Regions from separate parts of the Mus musculus genome. Here region 1 is linked to region 2. The links are chromatin loops, found by intact Hi-C in ENCODE. Cell type or tissue: heart. All regions are shown on one strand. Links, peaks and the distances in the headings refer to the core of each region. The heading gives the core; the rest is flanking DNA. Region 1 overlaps Cdyl (chromodomain protein, Y chromosome-like). Region 2 has its middle 77 kb from the start of Cdyl.

Region 1 (6,535 bases), core at 538-5,537, 160 kb before region 2:
TTCTGTTGTCTTTTTTACTTTTTCCAGAGAGGGGTTTTGTTGTTTTGTTTGTTTGTTTGTTTGTTTGTTTTGCAGTCTTGGCTATCCTAGAACAGGCTCTGTAGACCAGGTTGACCCCAAACTCACAACACTGCTTCCCAAGTGCTGTGCCACCACCCCTTAAACATCAACTTTTAGTTGTAATACAGTCCCGATGTTTCCATCAAGTAAAGAAGTTAGAAGGAAGCTTAAAAGATACCAACCAGAACACACCTACAATGGCTTTCATCACTTTAGTCGTATCTTCATGTTATCTTTTCCCTCAAAACAAACTAAGGAAAGACCCAGACTGGAAACTGCCATGGCCCAGGTACACCACTTACTTGCACTGTAGCTATCTGTTCCCCAAGAGCTGCTTCTTGAGAGCACTGCCCATGACATGCCTCTACCTCTAAGCCTCCATACCACAGACATTCAAAATCACCCTGAATGAACACAAACTTGGTATAAGATGTTATTTATCTCTAAGTGACCTCTGTCAGAAAAAATGGTGAGTAGAAAACAGGAAGCTATAGAATAAACAGAAAGTAACTTTACTAATTCCTAACACAATCAGTGTGTGTCATCTTTACCCACGGAGGATACAACTTATGTATAATGTGCACCTCTCCCCCAGATACCAAATGGGAACCATATTTAGAATCCCCCAAGAAGCTCAACAGTGAACACACAAGAGTCAGCCACCAAAGAATGATCTAATGTGACAAGTAAATCCCCACCTTGATCACACTCAGTACTTTCTGTACTTTCCACGACTTGGTGAGTAAGACATCTTTTCTACATCCTAGCCTCTACTGTGCTGGCACCCATCAAGACACTTCCATTCCTGGAAGCCAAGCTTCTCGGGAGAGTGGAGTTTTCTCTTCATATCCCCCAGTGACCTAAGAGAGCATCTTGAATACAGTAGGGCACTGCTAATGTGTAAAATGGTTGAAAGGGGGAGACAATTTTCAATGATAGGTACAGTAGACTGAAGCTCAAATAAAGGGCAAGCAACAGCCTTCCCCTTGGTCTATAGAAGGTAGCCTCCTTCGAAGGACTTTTGTAAACCTTTGGTTTTTTTTCAAAGCAACCAAAACTCATCAAAAAGTTGCTACAAGCCTCATTGTTGTCAGCAAAGCTTCAGTCTATGCCGAAAGCAGCTATACACACTGAAGGCGGTACCCCCTTGGAAGGATCACACAAGGCTGCAGTTACAGATGCCCATTTCAATCCCTAAACAGCCAAGTTCCTAAAGGCATCCTAAAGGTGAGTCTGGATAGAATCTGGAGAGTTTTAAGCCTCTTAAAAAGATGAATGTACAAATATGTGAAACCAACAACGTATTCCAAAGGCACAGCTTTTACCCTTCTGTACTCCCAGGAAGTCTACTTTGAAATACGTCAAGGAGTTATGTGGAGACATTCAGAATACGTGAAAGATCCAGACCGATAACTCTCAAACTTGAAGTTAAAGCTGGCAGACCCATCACCCATAACTCATCGCCTCGACTCTTAGAACCCTTTCCTACTCGCAAGGCTGCGACGACAGCGCATCAGCGTTTAAGTTCAATTTCCTGGCTCCGGCCACAATGCTAACCTAATTAAAGCATGTGGTCAACGCTCAGCATTTTCGGTGCGAAATTTTGCATCTCTCTGGCTAGTACCCGAGTGGAGACAGCCGCACGGGCCCCCCGTGAGGCGACACCCTGTCCACCCGGCTCGACCAAACGGGCAGGAAAAGCACCCCCGCGCCGCCCACGGACCCTGCCGCGCTCAGGCACGGGCTCCCCTCGCCAGCAGCACTTTGGGCTGAGTCTGAGCAAGTCGCTCGTGTCAGCGCCACTTCCCCCCGCCCGGCCCGGCAACTCCGGCGCCCCCGCCCGTCGGCCCCTCCGGCCGCCGCTCGCTCCGGGGGCTGGCGCACGCTTCCCGTCCAGCAAACCGGGCACGGAGGCCCGCGGGCCGGGGGCGCCGCCGGGGGGAGGGGAGTACCTCGTACAGCTCCTCGGAGGCCATGGTGGGCGGCGCAGGGGCGCGGCGGGGTCGGGGCGCGGCACCCGGCGGCAGACACTTTGTTCCAGTTGGGTCCCTGCGTGGCCTGCGCTTCCTGCTCCGCGGCCGGCGCCGGGCGCAGTGCACGGACCAGCCTCTCGCTCCGGGCGGCCGGTGCGGGCCGGCGGCAGCGGGGTTGTGCGCAGGAGCAGCTGCGCAACGCGCCCTGGGCGCCCGCGCTCAGTGCCCGGCGGGCCGGCTGAGGCTCAGGCGCGGGTTCATCGCGCCCGCCAGGGGCCGGACGGGCTGGGGCGGGCGCGGCGGCGGTGCGGGCGCTGCGGGCTGTGCGGCGGGATCCGTGGCTCCCGGTCTCCGGTGTAGTGCAAAAAGCTTCCTACTTGCGACCGAAAAACCTGCCCCGGCTACTGAGCATGCCCAGTGCTGCCGCCCGGCCCGGCGGAGCAACGCTCCCGCGCTCCGGGTTTTCGGGCCGCCCTCGCGGGAGGGGTGGGAGGCGGCGGGGCGGGGCGGCCAAGGGGAGTACGGACTCCGTTCCGGGCCTGGGCGCCAGCGGCGGGCTGCAGGGAGCAAGCCGGCAGGAAGGGGAGGAGTCGGGTGGGGTGGGCGGGGCCGCACATTGTGGTGGGCGGGGCCAGTTGGGGTGGGCGGGGCTCCGAGTTGCCCAAGTCCCGCTCCCCGGGGTCTGTGTGGCCACGGCACCGCCCACCGGCCCTGCCTGGACGTGGGCGCTAGTTGCCCAGCAGAGGGCGGGACCGGGCGGTGCTTGAGGGTCGCGGAGAACGGTGACTGTGCCCGCTGGGGCAGGTAAACCGATCCGAAGTTGAGTAAGGGACCTGGCGGGACGGTGGGCACGCGTCTGAAGTCGCGACCCGACGGCAGCAGCGGTTCTGTTAGCGCCTGTGACCGGGATAGCGCAGCAGATGCCTCCGTGCTCCCGCAGCGGCCGCCGGCCGGGGACAGCGCCAGCCATCTAGGGGCCAGCGGCGTGGCCAGGTGGAGTCTCCCGCCCTGCCACGTGCCCGCCGCCCCGGCGGCCGCAGCCAAGACCCGGAGCCGGGACCGCGCGCCCCGCCGCGTGTCGCCAGCTGGGCCTCCTACCGGGGTGGGATCTGGGCACCGGGGAGGGCGGCGCGAGGGCGCGGCCGTCTCACTCTGCCCGCAGCTTCCCTCCGCCAGGCCTCGGGTTCCTCCTAAGTGTCCACCTCCTCTTAAGGGGAGCGGAGAGGAGTGTACCGAATGTGGACTCCGGGAGGTCTACTTTCTAAAGAAACGAAGCTGTCAATGGTGACGCTCCATGTGGGGACCGGGTAGACAACACTCCCTCTCAGTCAGCTGCAACGGGCTGGCCTTTCCTTATGTTATAGGTGGGATGGGTAGAGCGGGTCCTATCAGAACAACTCATCTGCCAGGAAACTGGACGATAGGGAAAGAGGCTATGGACCTAGCTTCCTCCAAACAGCAAGCAACACAATGAATGGGACGTCCCCTCGGGGCACTACCAATACTTTCTCCCCTTAAGTCGTACTGGAAGTCCGCATCACTTCCCATTGCCTCCAAAGCTTCCTCTCCGACACCCAGTCCCAGTCCTCAGAACTCTATCCTAACCGACCTCCCAGACATCGGGCTCCTCATAACAGTTTTCTTCTTTAAACCCAACTAGTTTATGTAGAACAGCATTCTAAAAGCCACTGACGTCCAGTTCCCTGCCTTTTCCCATACCCAGGTGTCTGACAGTACAAATGCCAAGTCTTCGGGTAGGTGCTGGTGGTTGTGACTCCTATGCCTGCAAAGCCCTCTTGAACCTTAAAACTACTACCACCAACACCTCGAAAGCCTGGTCTTCCATACGTCTCTCCGGGGACTCCCCCAAAGCACTCGATGCGTGAGTGCTCCATTGCAGCGCTATCTCAGTATATTTTAGTGTTTATCCGTTCTTCATCTTCACATTTGAATTTCCTATCCCAAACACCACCCTCTGCATATGACATAAGTTGATATTTAATGAGCTGGAATTTCAGTGGCCAAAGAAAGCATAATCAGATTCCTAAACAAGAACCACAAGTTAAGGAGGCCTACTCATCAACAACTTAAGGTACCTCAAGCTCCGCCTTTCACAGGTGGCTCAGCCAATGCCGTGCCACCTCCAACAGGCCTCCTTCCCACTTAAGCGTTTCTTTGTTTGCTACACTGGAGGATCGCCTCATGTCCTATTATACTAATTCATCTACATAATCGTTAAACTCCTCGAAGCTAAGAATTAGGACTTTATACAAAGGAATCTCAAAGTCGTTTGTGTGTCAAGTGCTCAAGCGATGAGCAAACATACCAGGAAATTGAAGAAAAAACAGGGATCCTCAAAAGACAATGCGCATATAACGTCTCACATTCAAACTCAGGTCCAAGAGTGGACACCAAAATAAGTAAAAACATCTCTACTCTTCACACTAATCTCTAAAGAGCCTTCAATCCTATCCTACCTCCAAAAGAGGATGGAGAGACACAGCAACCATTTTCAGTCGACGAGCTAGTATACAAAGTAAAGTAGTTCATCGCCGTGGTGGAAAAAAACCAGACTGGGGGGTGGGGAGGATAAAAACCTGAGAAGAGTAACCCAGAAAAGTTCAATTTGACAACATCGAAGATCTAAATTATGACTACCCACATTTGGAGGTGTAACTCCCGGTAGACTCCACCAAAGCAGGAGCAAGCCAGTCTCATAAACTCAGAACCAACTGCCTCTCCTCCAATGAATTAGGTGGCTTCCACTAGAGATGGAAAATCTGACCACATTTTCAGCTATTCATTTAACCCCTTCTTCCCTGGCTTCCTCGTTTCCCTCCATTTACAACAACCACTGGATTATTAAATGCTACTCTGCAAATTGAGGATAAGTTGAACTTATCTTACTTTCAAATGCCGCCTTCCTCCTTCACTTTTTAATATAAACGTTTTATCAGTGCTTATAACAAAAGTAAATATGCCTAAGATCGCTTTGTGTCTTTGAATTTATACCACCGTTATGAAATAGTGCAGTTTTTAACCAGTTACCAAGACCAAGTGCGTGGGTGTGGAAGTACTCCCAAACTCTTCAGGAAGACTGTCCAAAATTTATACCACACAGTACTAAGTGCAGGGCGCACAGTACATATTTTAAAAGGTATGGAAGTGGTCAACATGAGACAATGGACACACACAATTACAACGCACATCAATAAGCTTCAACCCTTACCTGACTTGAACCAGTGGAGGAGATTCAAACAGTCCATTTTACTCTTTCTCCAGAACCACACAAGCCAATACCACCGAGTACAACTCTTCAGATCAGGTACCACAGCCATTTCCCATCTCTAGAGAACAATGGCTGAAAACTTAAAATTGGAGGTCTCCTCTTCCCTCCCTTCTTTCTCTCTCAATAGCCAAGTCAGCCTCGGTTGGTCCTATTCTCCCAATAATCTGCATGCCATCTACATTTGAATCCCAAGGCATGCTGGAGGAGATGGGGGGGTGGGGGATGGGACTTTAAGACAAAAGAAGCCAAAATCAAGCACCAAAGCCTCTGGGATACAGGCATTTTCAGGATGGGTGGTTGTGAAAGGCTGCAGATCAAGATTGCCTACAGCAATCTGGTACCCCCAAAGCACACTCCATCTTGGCTACTACCTCTAAAGCTCAGAATTTAATTATGGATTTTATGAAGAAGGGACCTAGAGTTGGTTTGTTTAAACATAATGAAGCTAAAAAGAAATTAAATACCACTCCTGTTATAGGTTAAACATTTCACGAAACTAAGTGAAATTCCCATCTCCATTACCTGTAGGGAGAGAAAGGAGCAGGGCAAAACTAGGAAGAAAGTGAGAGCAAGAGAAACAGGAAGTCAGGTAATGTGTTCTCTGCACTTGGAGACAACCATTCTTGCTTTCCTGAAAGCTTAAATTGTATATACTAGTGCACCTTTCCAGCCAACTATTATTTTCCGATTTCTAGTCCCACCCCCCCCCCGCCCCCATTTCCTTTCCTGGATGAGTCCATCTTCCATTTCCACAGCAGCCTCTTCTTCCCTTTCTAAGCAGAACCTAGCTGGCATCTCTCAAGCCACCATACTACTGCTTCCTGTCCAAGCACCTAATTGATTTTTTTTTTGTGGTTTTTTGTTTTTTTTTTTTTTTTTTCTTCTAGAGAGGTCAGCTTTGAGAATTCTTTACATTTGATTTCACCAATTTTCTCTTAAATTGAGGAACCACCACAGCTAAACTGGGCAATTTGCAATTAAGGGTCCTTTCCTTTCCTTTCCTTTCCTTTCCTTTTTCCTTTCCTTTCCCTTTCCCTTTCCCTTTCCCTTTCCCTTTCCCTTTCCCTTTCCCTTTCCCTTTCCCTTTCCCTTCCCCTTTCCCTTCCCCTTTCTTTCTTTTCTTTCTTTCTTTCTTTCTCTCTTTCTCTCTTTCTCTCTTTCTTTTCCCTTGAAGTCTATTGGGGATTGAGACGTGCTAGGTAAGTATTAGACA
Region 2 (6,535 bases), core at 926-5,925:
AGTGTTACAAAAACAAAACACACAAACAAACAAATCCTTCATCCATGAAAGTCACCATTATGTGTAGTGACTTGCTGGAGCCCTATTAGTGCGTAGTGTCCTTGAGCCTATTTTAACAATACTAACATGCTAGATGGCTTTCTCGTGGCTTATTTTGCTAATCTGATACTTTCCATTATTTTGCTCTCAACCTTTTTTTTGTCCTTTTGTTTAATGAGTTTTCTGTTGTAAAAAGCACACGGTTAAATAAAAAAAAAATAACACCTCTCTTTTAATGATTTGTAGGATGGAGTTTTCTCTAAATACATTCATTTTAATTACTGATACATTTGGACCTGCTCTGACTTTCATCATCGCAAGTTTTCTGTTTCTTTTGCTTTTCTTGGTTTTGAAAAGAATTTTAGCCTTCCCTTCTAGTCTTCCCCTTATTTAATGGGCGATTTAACCCTTGAGCTTGTTTTCCCAGAGAAAGTTGACTTGTCCTCTGGGTTCCCAGGGACTCAAGGTGGAGGGCGTGGCCTCAGGAGCAGATACTGAGGATTCTTTATGGCTTTCCTCCTATATCTGTGTTAAGTCAAAGCCCTGACCAGACACCAACTTCCACGAAGGTATCCCTTCTATTCTGGAGTTTCTTTAGTTTCATAGTGTACATCTTCTTAGTTCTCGGATTACCTTCAAGGAGAAAGTCAGCGCTGGAGTGTTAGACTCCAGAAATAGACCTCCCGAGTCATTTTCTCTGTGTAGCCTAATCTACAACTCCTCTATCCATCTTTACCCCTCCCCCCATCTATCTATCTATCTATCTATCTATCTATCTATCTATCTATAACTAGGCTTTAAAATATCTTCATCTTATTTATACAAATGTTTTGCCTGCCTGCATGTCTGTGTACCACTTGTGTGGCTGGTCAGAAGAGGGACGGGGATCCCTTGGAACTGGGGTTACCGTTGGCTCTGAGCCACCTTGCTTATACTGGGAATCAAAACCCAGTGCTATGGAGGAACAGTTGCTGCTTGTCACCCCCAAGTCATTTTGCCAGCCCCTGCCCTCTCTTCTTTATCATAGGGAAGTCAGGTTTTCTTTTTTCTTTTCTTATAATTTTTTAGTTACTATTATTACTATTTGAAAATTCCAGTTTTCTAAGACGCTCTGTCAGTCTTTGCCTTGCTCCCTACTTGGTTGATCTGTTGACTCCACTGTTTTTTAATCTATAGGGTGTTTTGTTTTGTTTTGTTTTTAATGCCCAAAAACCACAGTCCATTTGGCTCATGACTTTTCTAAGTCCCAGCACCTTTTGATCCAGTGCTCACTCAGATTCATTCACCATGTAAAGGGGTGTGTGTGTGTGTGTGTGTGTGTGTGTGTGGTATAGTGATGGTTAACAGTGGAGTTTCTCCATCTCTTTCTTCTCCCTTACCCATCTTTACCAGCCTGTTCCAGTGACAGCCATTTTATAAGTCTCCTTTAGAGAAAAAAACACATTTCTTCAAAATCTGGATTTGAGGGACTTCAGACTTGAGAGCAAAAGACACACTGACAGCAAGGATTTAAAGAGGAGCTACAAGGAACTGTTTGATATAAAATTCATCTTGGGGAAATGCTAGGTCCCCAGAGGAAACGCCTACAGAACCTGACAACTCCTGGAGGAAAAGCCAGCTTCCTGCTTGAATGTGATCACGTGTTGGAGGCGAGCAGTTTAGTGAGCTCTACAACAGAGACAGCCAGTTTGAAGACTCTCTAAGAGGCAGTAGGAAGGATCACCACCACCCTTTGGGAGAGGGATTTCGCCATGGGAGGTTGAGTTGCCATCATCTCTAGGAAGCACACATCAAAAGATTAAAAAAAAAAAAAAAAAAAAGAATGAGTTACAATAATGTCCTAGGGGAAAGGAACACGCTGAGAATTAGGAGGAGTTCTTTGTAAGAAGCTGAAACAGGAGTGTCAGAAAGGCCTGGAAGGGGAAGGCCATCTCCTAGAAGTAAGTTGGTGGAATTATTGGATGGACTGTACATCATGGGCTGTTCAGAAAGACAGTTTAAAAATAAATCACACCTGGAGCTTACCTAGAAGTATAGAATGTAATATTCCAGTTTGAATAGGACATAATAACTTCATTTGATTTTTAAAAATGTGGGAAAATGTTCAGAAGGCTGAGAATTGAGGTGCTATCAGATTTCTCAGGAGTAATGTGGACAATTAGATAGTATGATAGTTTGAATGAGAATGCACCCACACAGTCATATATTTTAATGCTTGGTCCCTGGTTGGTGGAACAATTTTGGGAAGAACTAGAAGATGTGGCTTTGTTAGAGGAGCTGTTAACCTGGGAGATCTCTCTCCATCTAGTTTTTCTCTCCAACCCCAGTCCTTCTCCCCTCCTCCCAGCCCCCCCCCCCCCACCGCCTGCTGCTTGTGGATCAGATGTAAGCTCTCTACACTGACCCAGTCCCATGCCTGTCTGCCTGCTGTCATGCTCTCTGACATGATGATCTTGGGCTAACCCTCTGGAACTGCAATCAAGTCCCCAATAGTTGTCTTGGTCAATAATGCTAAGTTGAGAATCTCTGATTTTGAAAGTATACCATCATATAACTAGTACCATAACTAGGATACAGAACACAGTCACCTGAATGAGTTTCTTGTGTCCCTTTGCAACAGAGATAGTTTCTCATTTTCTAGTGACCCCATCTGACTTCTACTACTATAGTTTGCTTCATCTAAAAATTCACCTACATTTTTTTTCCAGACAATGTGTTAAGGGTTTTGTTGTGTGTGTGATCTTTAACAAGGTACCTGCTGTGGGGCAATGAACAAGCAAATGGGGTTAATTTGATTCATAATCTTGTTTGCGACAAAGTCCCACAGCATGTTCTGGTGCCTGAAAACTCGGAACTGTCTGTCCAAATATGTCCAAATATTGGGGAGGAGAACTCCCCTATATGCATTTGTGTATATGCATTTGTGTTTAGGTTTATGTGTGAGCCATTCTAATCACTATATCTTCCCTACTGTGATGGAATGTAGTTTCAAAACTGACCTAGAATCAGGCTGGAGAGGATGGCTCAGTGGCAAAGTACTGGCTGTGCAAATATGAGGACTTCAGTTCATACTCCCAGCAGTCACTTAGGCCTGGAGGCGCATGTCTGTAACTCAGTGCTGGGGTGGGATTGGGTTGGAGATAAGTGGATCTCAGGAGCTTCATAGCCAGCCAGGCTAGCTGAAAGGGTGAACTTCAGGTTCAGTGAAACTCATCCCCCTCCCTCCCCGCTTCTCTCTTCTGAACTGTGGAAACATCGTGACCAGCTAGCTCATTCTCTTGCCATCATGACTTCTCAGCACAAGCCAAACAGCCCACTTATTTTACCATAGCAACGATCAAAGTACGGCATAGAGCTACCTGCTCAGACCTGATGTCATGTGATAATCCTCAGGTCTGTGACATCCTGCTCATTACTTTCTGACTCTTTTCAAAAGGGAGTCTTCCCAGAGTTGTTTCACTGAGTGTTTTGTATTCAAGTGCGTGTTAAAGTTGAAAGGGAAGATGTAAACCAGGGTCCAGACATGGCATTAATAAGGGTGACAACTTCTTAGAATTGGTGAATATAGTGACTGGTAGGTATTCATCCACTTGGCACAAACTAGAGTCATGAGAAAAGAGTTCCTTTGGTGATGAACAGCAATGTGGAAGTGTAAGCCAAATAAACCCTTTCCTCCCCAACTTGCTTTGTGGTCACTGTGTTTTGCTGTAGCACTAGAAATCCTAATTCAGAAAGTGAGATAAAATCAAACATCAGTCCTTGGGCAGCTCCTGTTTATGTAAATACACACTGTAGGGGGAAGCATGGGCTCTCCTATTTACACTGACAAATACCAATCAATGCTGGCAGGGCATCATCTTGGTAGAGCTGGGTCCTTGTTGTGGAGAATGACAATGCCATTAGACATTGATAACATGAGCTTTAGAAGTAGTTTGAAACTGCTGCACTCTCTCATGACTGTTGGGCAGAGACTCAGCCCCTGACAGAGATGACGATGCTGAGCAGGATGCAGGAGCACAGGCTGCTTAGGTAGCTGCTGCTGTCTACTTAGCTCCACACAGCTGTTGAAGCCCAGGCCAGCCTCCCCCACCCCCTCCCAGCTCCGGGAATAACCAGCAGCTCCAGGAAGGAAGGGACAGAGGAAAAACATGGAGAGGTGGACTTCAGGAAGGGAGCTCTGGGTGGGCCTGAAAGAGGGGAGCGCCATGTGCTTTGCTTTCACAAATGTCTTTAGCAGTGACTGAAAGGCAAAACTCAACTGCTCTCTTGGGGTGTGAGATAGCAGCCACAGTCCCTCCCTAATCCCTACTTAGAAGTGTATTTCATTAAAGTGGTTTTGACAGCAATAATGGCCAAGGAAAGTCATATGTGAAGGCAGGGAGGAAAGCAGAAGATTTCTTCTTGAATAGGAACACATTTTCTTTATTCCTGACTTGTTTTGACTACCAGGCTAGAAAGCTCCAACATACCTCCTACACGGAAACCAGATGCAAATCCCATGATACCCATGGCCCACCAGTGCTTACAGAAACTCTGGGAATAAAGCCCTATCCCTCAAGATGCTCTCTGCACATCTGGCCAGACGTGGGCACTAGGAACATAAGGTGGGCAACCTGTGTCAATCATTTTCAGAAGGCTTATTTTCCATACAGTTAATTTTAAATCACACTTTTTTTTTCTCCCAAATCAAAAACTTACCTAAAACCAAAATAGGTCAGTGGCTCCTTCTGCAATGACCCCAGTCTTTAGAGATGACCATTGTTAACTACATCTGTTTGCCTACCCTCTTAACACTTACGTAGCATTTTACAAAAGCAAGATGTCTACATATACAGTCTGACTCTTAGTGATTCACCTGACTGAAAAGATCTTTAAAAATTTGATTTAGCTTTTTATGTGCAATCCCCACCTCCAGGCTGCTCTTTTGAGACAGAATCTCAATATGTAGATCAGGCTAGCCCCCATTTCCTCTGTATCTGCCTCTTAAATGTTCTCATTTTGACTGAGAAGCTCAGGAAGAGGGCTTAGTATGGCCCTTTGATGGGTCAGTATTGCAGTCCAATAAACAATAGCCAGTGTGAGTTATTAAATATGCTCACAGTTTTTGTGCCACAAACAGAAATAATCATAACATTAACCTTTATTAAGTCCATACTAAAAAGATTGGGGAAGATTCAGCTTGAGTGTCTTACAGCTCTTTTATTTTTAAATTGAAAATAGATTTTTTTCTTTTCTTTTTTTTTTCCCATTTTTTATTAGGTATTTAGCTCATTTACATTTCCAATGCTAAACCAAAAGTCCCCCATACCCCCCACCCCCACTCCCCTACCCACCCACTCCCCCTTTTTGGCCCTGGCGTTCCCCTGTACGGGGGCATATAAAGTTTGCAAGTCCAATGGGCCTCTCTTTGCAGTGATGGCCGACTAGGTCATCTTTGATACATATGCAGCTAGAGACACGAGCTCCGGGGTACTGCTTAGTTCATATTGTTGTTCCACCTATAGGGGTGCAGATCCCTTTAGTTCCTTGAGTGCTTTCTCTAGTTCCTCCATTGGGGGCCCTGTGGTCCATTCAATAGCTGACTGTGAGCATCTACTTCTGTGTTTGCTAGGCCCTGGCATAGTCTCACAAGAGACAGCTATATCTGGGTCCTTTCAGCAAAATCTTGCTAGTGTATGCAATGGTGTCAGCGTTTGGAAGCTGATCATGGGATGGATCTCTGGATATGGCAATCACTAGATGGTCCATCCTTTCATCACACTTCCAAATTTTGTCTCTGTAACTCCTTCCATGGGTGTTTTGTTTCCTATTCTAAGAAGGGGCATAGTGTCCACACTTTGGTCTTTGTTCTCTTGAGTTTAATGTTTTTAGCAAATTATATCTTATATCTTGGGTATCCTAAGTTTCTGGGCTAATATCCACTTATCAGTGAGTACATATTGTGAGAGTTCCTTTGTGATTGGGTTACCTCACTCAGGATGATGCCCTCCAGGTCCATCCATTTGGCTAGGAATTTCATAAATTCATTCTTTTTAATAGCTGAGTAGTACTCCATTGTGTAAATGTACCACATTTTCTGTATTCATTCCTCTGTTGAGTGGCATCTGGGTTCTTTCCAGCTTCTGGCTATTATAAACAAGGCTGCTATGAACATAGTGGAGCATGTGTCCTTCTTACCGGTTGGGGCATCTTCTGGATATATGCCCAGAAGAGGTATTGCTGGATCTTCCGGTAGTACTATGTCCAATTTTCTGAGGAACCGCCAGACTGATTTCCAGAGTGGTTGTACAAGCTTGCAATCCCACCAACAATGGAGGAGTGTTCCTCTTTCTCCACATCCTCAGCAGCATCTGCTGTCACCTGAATTTTTCATCTTAGCCATTCTGACTGGTGTGAGATGGAATCTCAGGGTTGTTTTGATTTGCATTTCCCTGATGATTAAGGATGTTGAACATTTTTTCAGGTGCTTCTCTGCCATTCGGTATTCCTCAGGTGA

What was found. A loop is a pair of places that touch in the nucleus more often than their neighbours do. Peaks named below come from ENCODE experiments on the same cell type or tissue, not always from the same donor. Only the 100,000 strongest peaks of a DNase experiment are listed, where the experiment ranks them.
Region 1: a loop joins it to region 2, with 2.3 times the contacts of the local background. A loop is called at or near these places in 2 of 42 quality-filtered maps.

Annotation. Positions count from the first base shown.
Region 1 is chr13:35,737,366-35,743,900 of GRCm38, reverse strand. All of the region lies in intron 3 of Cdyl (chromodomain protein, Y chromosome-like), which reads right to left. Among named protein-coding and RNA genes, the nearest start is that of Cdyl, 81 kb to the right of the region's middle. In heart, for the core only: a CTCF peak has its summit at 2,781 (motif pointing right); DNase peaks (open chromatin) are centred at 1,750, 2,520 and 3,070; H3K4me3 peaks cover 3,262 bases; H3K27ac peaks cover 3,057 bases; H3K27me3 peaks cover 1,024 bases.
Region 2 is chr13:35,579,412-35,585,946 of GRCm38, reverse strand. No RefSeq gene overlaps it. Among named protein-coding and RNA genes, the nearest start is that of Cdyl, 77 kb to the left of the region's middle. In heart, for the core only: no CTCF peak of the experiment used is centred there; no DNase peak of the experiment used is centred there.